Linked DNA regions of Mus musculus: region 1 is linked to region 2. A link is a contact called in ENCODE Hi-C or POLR2A ChIA-PET data. All regions are on one chromosome and are shown on one strand. The core of a region is the stretch at or near the end of the contact, and the rest is flanking DNA. Distances in the headings are between cores, read along the strand shown. Region 1 has its middle 8.5 kb from the start of Gm13846. Region 2 holds the start of Lncpint (long non-protein coding RNA, Trp53 induced transcript).

Region 1 (2,700 bases), core at 29-2,528, 420 kb before region 2:
GGCTCCCACAGCTCGGTAGTCAGGAACAATTACTACTCTTACAGAGGACCTAGGTTCAGATTCTAGCACTCATACATGGCTCACGGCTATTTTTCTTTTCTATTTGTTTTTTATTGTATTTATTTAGTGTATGAGTGTTCTGCTGCACATACACCTGCAGGCCAGAAGAGGACATCAGATACCACTGTAGATGGTTGTGAGCCACCATGCAATTGCTGGGAATTGAACACTGGACCTCTGGAAGAGCAACCACTGCTCTTAACAGCAGACCCATTTCACCAGCCCCTCACAACTAGTTTTAACTCCATCTCCAGGGGACCCAGTGCCCTTTGCTCTCTACAGATACCAGGCCCACACATGTCATATATGCATACATGCAGACAAAAAAAGCTCATATACATAAAAAAATTAATTTAATTTTTAAAAAAGTTGGAGGCTGGCAAGATAGTTAAGTGGGTAAATGTGCTTGCCACCAATCCTGATGACCTGAGTTTGGTCCCCAGGATCTACCCACATAGCAGGAGAACCAACCTCCCCCACATTATCCTCTGACCTCCACACAGTTGTTTGATCCCACTCCAGAGTCTAAACTGATTGGGTTAGGGTTCAGTCTAGGCTGGGGACCCCAAAGCCTTCACTGCACAGGCAAGAGGACCTCACTGTGAGAAGTTTTGAATACCCTTCAATTTCTTCCTTCCCAAAGACCCTTGAGTTTCTTGCTTGCAGAGTTTATTTCCCCAGCTTTAAATTTTTTATTACATTTATTTATGTGGGGGAGGAAAACAGGGTTGTGTGGAGGTCAAAGGACAACTGGCAAGAGTCGGCTCTCCACCATGTTGAGTCCCAGCGATTGAAGTCAGACCATGGGGCTTGGCGCCAAGTGCCTTTACCCACTGAACCACCCTGCTGGGCCCACTTTCCCAGGCACCACCTCAGTTCTGGGAAGAGCAGGCTGCCATCCAAGTACAGCATGACATCTACGTGCGGTTACAGCTCTGCAGCACACGGCTCTGCTTCGAAACAAAGGGAGAGGACGTTGGGAAGCAACCTTCCCTACCCCCAGCCAGGCACAGACTCAGCCAGGCAGAGGGGTTGGGGGCGGGGCTGCAGTGCAGCTGGGTGGTGGCGATCCCTACCGCCCCAGTCCTCATTTCCTGATCAGCTCAGAAAGCATTTCCATGTTGGCCCAAAGTTTCTGTTTCCTGTCCCCTCCCACACTATTTTTAGGCCCAGCAGGCATTTCCTGTGTTGGCCTGTCCCACCCACCTCGGGTCTGTCCTGGCTTCTCCTATCAGGATGCCTGCAGGGTGGGCCTGACACACGTGATTCCCCTCGTAGGGACCCTGGTGTCCCTGGAAACAGGTTGGTACCCAGCAGGTGGCCCGCAGCTGCCAACTCCCACTTGGTGCCACCCACCCAACGCAAGACTTGCTGTTTCAGAGTCGGCCCTTCCCTTAGGCCTGAGACTCTCCTATCTCTGTGTAGCCATCAAGATACACAGGTGCTGCAGGGACTCCCCAAGAATGGGCAGTGGCACTTCAGGCCTGAAGGTTGGCTTTTATCCTCTGATATCCTAGTCTTGTTGCCATAGTATGGGGAGAACCTGTCAACCTGTGGGTCGTGTCCCTTTTGACAACTATCCCTGAAAATATTTACCTTATTATTCATGACAGTTATGAAGTAGCAATGAAAAATAATTTAATCGTTTCGGGGGAGGGGATCATCACAACATGAAGAGCTGTATTAAAGGATGGCAGCATTAGGAAAGTTGAGAATCACTGAGAGTTCAGGGACTTCCCAGCCTAGACCTAGTCCTTTTACCCTGAGTTGCTCCCCATGCAGCTTCGAGTTTTTAAATACCTCCTGTGCCTAGAATAACAAGGCTCTGTTTACCCAGGCTGAGGTAGACAGGAGAGGACCTTAAAGCTCAGAAACAAGGAGGCTTGAGATTCATCCATCCATCCATCCATCCATCCATCCATCCCAGCCCATCTGACTGCGTGAAAGGATCCACACCACAGATCTCAGTTCTGGGTTCTTCATGACTGCCCTCCTAAAGAGTCTGTATAGACAGCTGACTTTCTTGCTTTCTCCCTCCTCAGGAAAGTATCACACCACAGATACGCTGCATCCATGCCCACTGCATAGATATAAATGTAAAAAGAATAAGATGTTTCCACATCTTCAAGAACTAATTGCAGGGACTGGAGAGAGAGATGACTCAGTGGTTAAGAGCATTGGCTGCTTTTCCGGAGGACTTGGGTTCAATTCCTAGCACCCACATGGCAATTCATAACAATCTGTAAGTCCAGTCCCAGGGGATACAATGCCCTTTTCTGGCCTTCATGGGTACTGCTTGCATGTCTGGCATGGACATGCATGCAGGCAAAACACTCATACACATTTAAAAAATTGTTTTTTTATGTTACACATTAAAAAAATAGTTTTAAAGAACCTTTTGCAGGAGGCAGGGGCAGAAGTAGGTAGATCTCTGTGAACTTGAGGTCAGATTGGTCTAGATAGCAAGTTCCAGGCTATACAGGGCTACACAGAGAGAATCTTTAAAAAAAAAAAATTAGGCTGAGGGTGGTATCATAGACAAGCAATCCATGCAATCCTAGCACTTAGAGACTGAGGAGCAAGGACCAGCTTCAAGGCCAGCCTGGCTTCATAGTGATACCATATAAATAGGCAAACAAA
Region 2 (2,700 bases), core at 70-2,569:
TAGAGGGAGACCTAATGCATTCATAAGTGATGGAGAGAGACGGATAATCAAGGCCAGGCCGGAATGTTGGTCCTCTCCCATCCCACTCCTCAGTTACTGAGTTAGTGTTTTCTTATCCTTTTTCCACAATTCTGCCAACCCCGTTTTCCTTATAAAGACGGAAAAGTGTGAACCAACAGAAAAATAGCAATTTAATCATAGATTTTACTTATAGGATGTTTTTCCATGGTACATAAAAATGTAGAGACAGAGAATTGCGATTCGAAGTAGACCCCCCCCCCCACACACCTTGCACACACATACATTGCAAGTCATTAAGACTAAGGACTTCAAACTTAGTTTCCATACATCACTAGACACGAATAAGCCTTTAAACGCTAATACTTAAGTTAAATGCTAGCAGTGGGGACAGAATTGGTGGTTTGGAATATCAGGAAAATGCACGTTTGCGCTCTGTCCACACACACGCATATATATGTATATATAATTTCTAGTGTGTAGCATGCACAGTATGATTAAGGGATAAGCATGTTTCCCTGATCATCTTATTTCCAACCAAGCACGCATTTTATGGCAGTCATCTTGTCACCATTTGGAAGAATGTGGTCAGAAAAGTAGTGCCCAAACTGCCACTTTGGTTTTGTCTGTACCTTACAGGTCATGGCTTCATACCTCACTTCCTGACACAAACAAGTTTTTACTGTTGTCAGCAACAAAGCCCTAATATAGCCGCGGAAGAGAAAAACTGCCTTGCATTTTGCCTCTTGAGAGCATCATCAACAGTTACCGGAGGAATGTAATTCCAGAAAGCTCCGAAACTGGTAGTGATGGTAATTATGGACCAAATGCCCGGTTCTGGTTGTTATTTTCTGGGCATTTCTGTTCTACCAACGATCTGCGAGTGAGCTCACTGAGAGGGCAAATCTGGCTTTTCTTTTTGACTTTGTAAAATTTAATCAGGCCTGATAGGGAACTCACAGCTCTTGGGGGAAAATAAAGTAGGAACCACGAAATGTCATTTTAACAGAGCGTGGGCTTGGTGACTGCAGGAAAGGATTTAAGGACGCTCCTGTTCCGCTTGCTGTGTAATGAGCACTGGCTCCACGCACGCACCGACGCCATAGCTCCCGGATGCAGTGGCTCCCTTATCTGGGCTTTCGCAGCGCCACAAGCCCCTTCGGGATGCTTCGAGGGGCTCCTGGTGGGTGGTGGTACAAATGCTGCCGCCGCCGCCGCCGGCGGTCCTGCTGCTGTTGTTGCTGCTGCAGTCACGTGGGAGCCCCTTTAAGTTTCCATAGAGAGGCCTCTCCGGTGTCACATGATGGACATGATATAATGAAACAACATTGTGGAGAGGAAAGCATTAGGGGAGCCCACGGCTACAAAACAAGTGAGAAGAGGTGGGAGAAAGAGAAACTACGCCACCTCCTCTGCAGCCGAGCGCACGCAGCAGCCTGGCGTGACAAGTGGGCGACGCCAGGGACAGAGAGTGGGGGTCCTCCGCCCGCTCCGGGGACCCTGTCGCCCACCGTGGTGCGCTGAGCAACTTTTAGCCGGCAGCCCCGCACCTGTCTCAGAGTCCCCATCGCTCCCCACCAACCATCATGGGAAAATTCTAGAAGAATACGCTCTCGGAATCTACGTGCGCATCATTTTCCTCCTCACTCCAGAGGAAGGAACCAGAAAAGAGAGCAAAGCGGTGTAGTGTTCAGCCTCAAGGTAAGTTCTTTAGGGTGGGGAAAACGGGTCCAGCAGGACTTGGGGACAGGATTTGGTGCTCAACTCCCACCTTGGGGGTGGAAAAAGCGTCCCCGCACTCTCGGTGAGGCAGATGGGTTGGCGCGTCATCTGTGCTATTTTCCCGGTGGACTCTCTTGACGTCCACCCTCGCAGTCCCCGGGGCCCCCTTACGGTCCCCCACAAGGGGCCTGAGGCAGCGGGCCAGGATGCTCGGCGGGTGAGCGAAGGAAGGTAGGGTTGCTGCGTGAAACGGGCATGTCGGAGCTATTTCGCCATGTTTGTGTTGCTAAGAGCACTTTTTTTTCCCCTTTGCGGTGGCTTGATGCCACATGGCTCCTCCGGAGCTGCTGCCGGGTTGAGAGCGAGTGGTTTTTTTTTTTTTTTTCAATGTCCGCATTCCAGCTAATGTTGCGCAGATAAAATTCAAACTTGAGGTAAACAGACGAAGAGGAGGAGGAGGAGGGGAGGGACCGGCGGGGGGGGGTTGGGGGGGGGGAGGGAGGACTGTTTCCATTTCGAGATCCCACCTCTTCACTCAGAGGAGACCAACATCCCGAACCTAGAGGCAACTCATGCATGGCTCCCACGCCCCCCCACCTCGGCCGTCAACAAGAAGTAAGGGCTGGGGGCGAGCGGTTGGGAGGGACGCGACGTTTTGGTTCTAGGGGGAAGGTGGGGGGAGAGGCAGCCCCTGGGAAGCCGGAGCTTTGACTTCGGCTATTATTTTGGCGGAGGGAAGCAGGATGCGTCCTCTTGCTCTGGAGATGGGGGGTTGTATGTCCCCCCTCTCTATCACTACCTAATCGTGTTGCCTCACTCCCCCCCACCACAGGTTGCCCCCACAGGCGGGATGGGTGGGGCTTTGAGGTTCCAGAAGGCAGGTTACCTAGCAGGTGTGTAGGGTGGGCATTTGGATTTGGTAAGTCGCTTGGATTTGGTAGGAGACCATGGGGGAGGCAA

Evidence for each region. Hi-C counts contacts between places; a loop is a spot of excess contacts on that map. ChIA-PET counts read pairs that join two places held with the same protein, here RNA polymerase II (POLR2A).
Region 1: a map of heart shows a loop between it and region 2 (2.8-fold over the local background). The contact joins the enhancer-like site here to the promoter of Lncpint in region 2. A Hi-C loop is called at or near these places in 1 of 37 maps with a recorded cell type or tissue (heart). POLR2A ChIA-PET finds 5 or more read pairs at or near these places in 1 of 5 experiments (embryonic stem cell).

Annotation. Positions count from the first base shown.
Region 1 is chr6:31,641,174-31,643,873 of GRCm38, reverse strand. No RefSeq gene overlaps it. Among named protein-coding and RNA genes, the nearest start is that of Gm13846, 8.5 kb to the left of the region's middle. Within about 2 kb of position 1,278, at least 1 of the 3 ENCODE cell types and tissues checked has a DNase peak (open chromatin) inside an H3K27ac peak, as active enhancers do; it is heart, where a contact is called at or near this core.
Region 2 is chr6:31,217,093-31,219,792 of GRCm38, reverse strand. Lncpint (long non-protein coding RNA, Trp53 induced transcript) reads left to right here and starts at 1,319. Exons shown (of 4, transcript NR_110471.1): 1 at 1,319-1,719.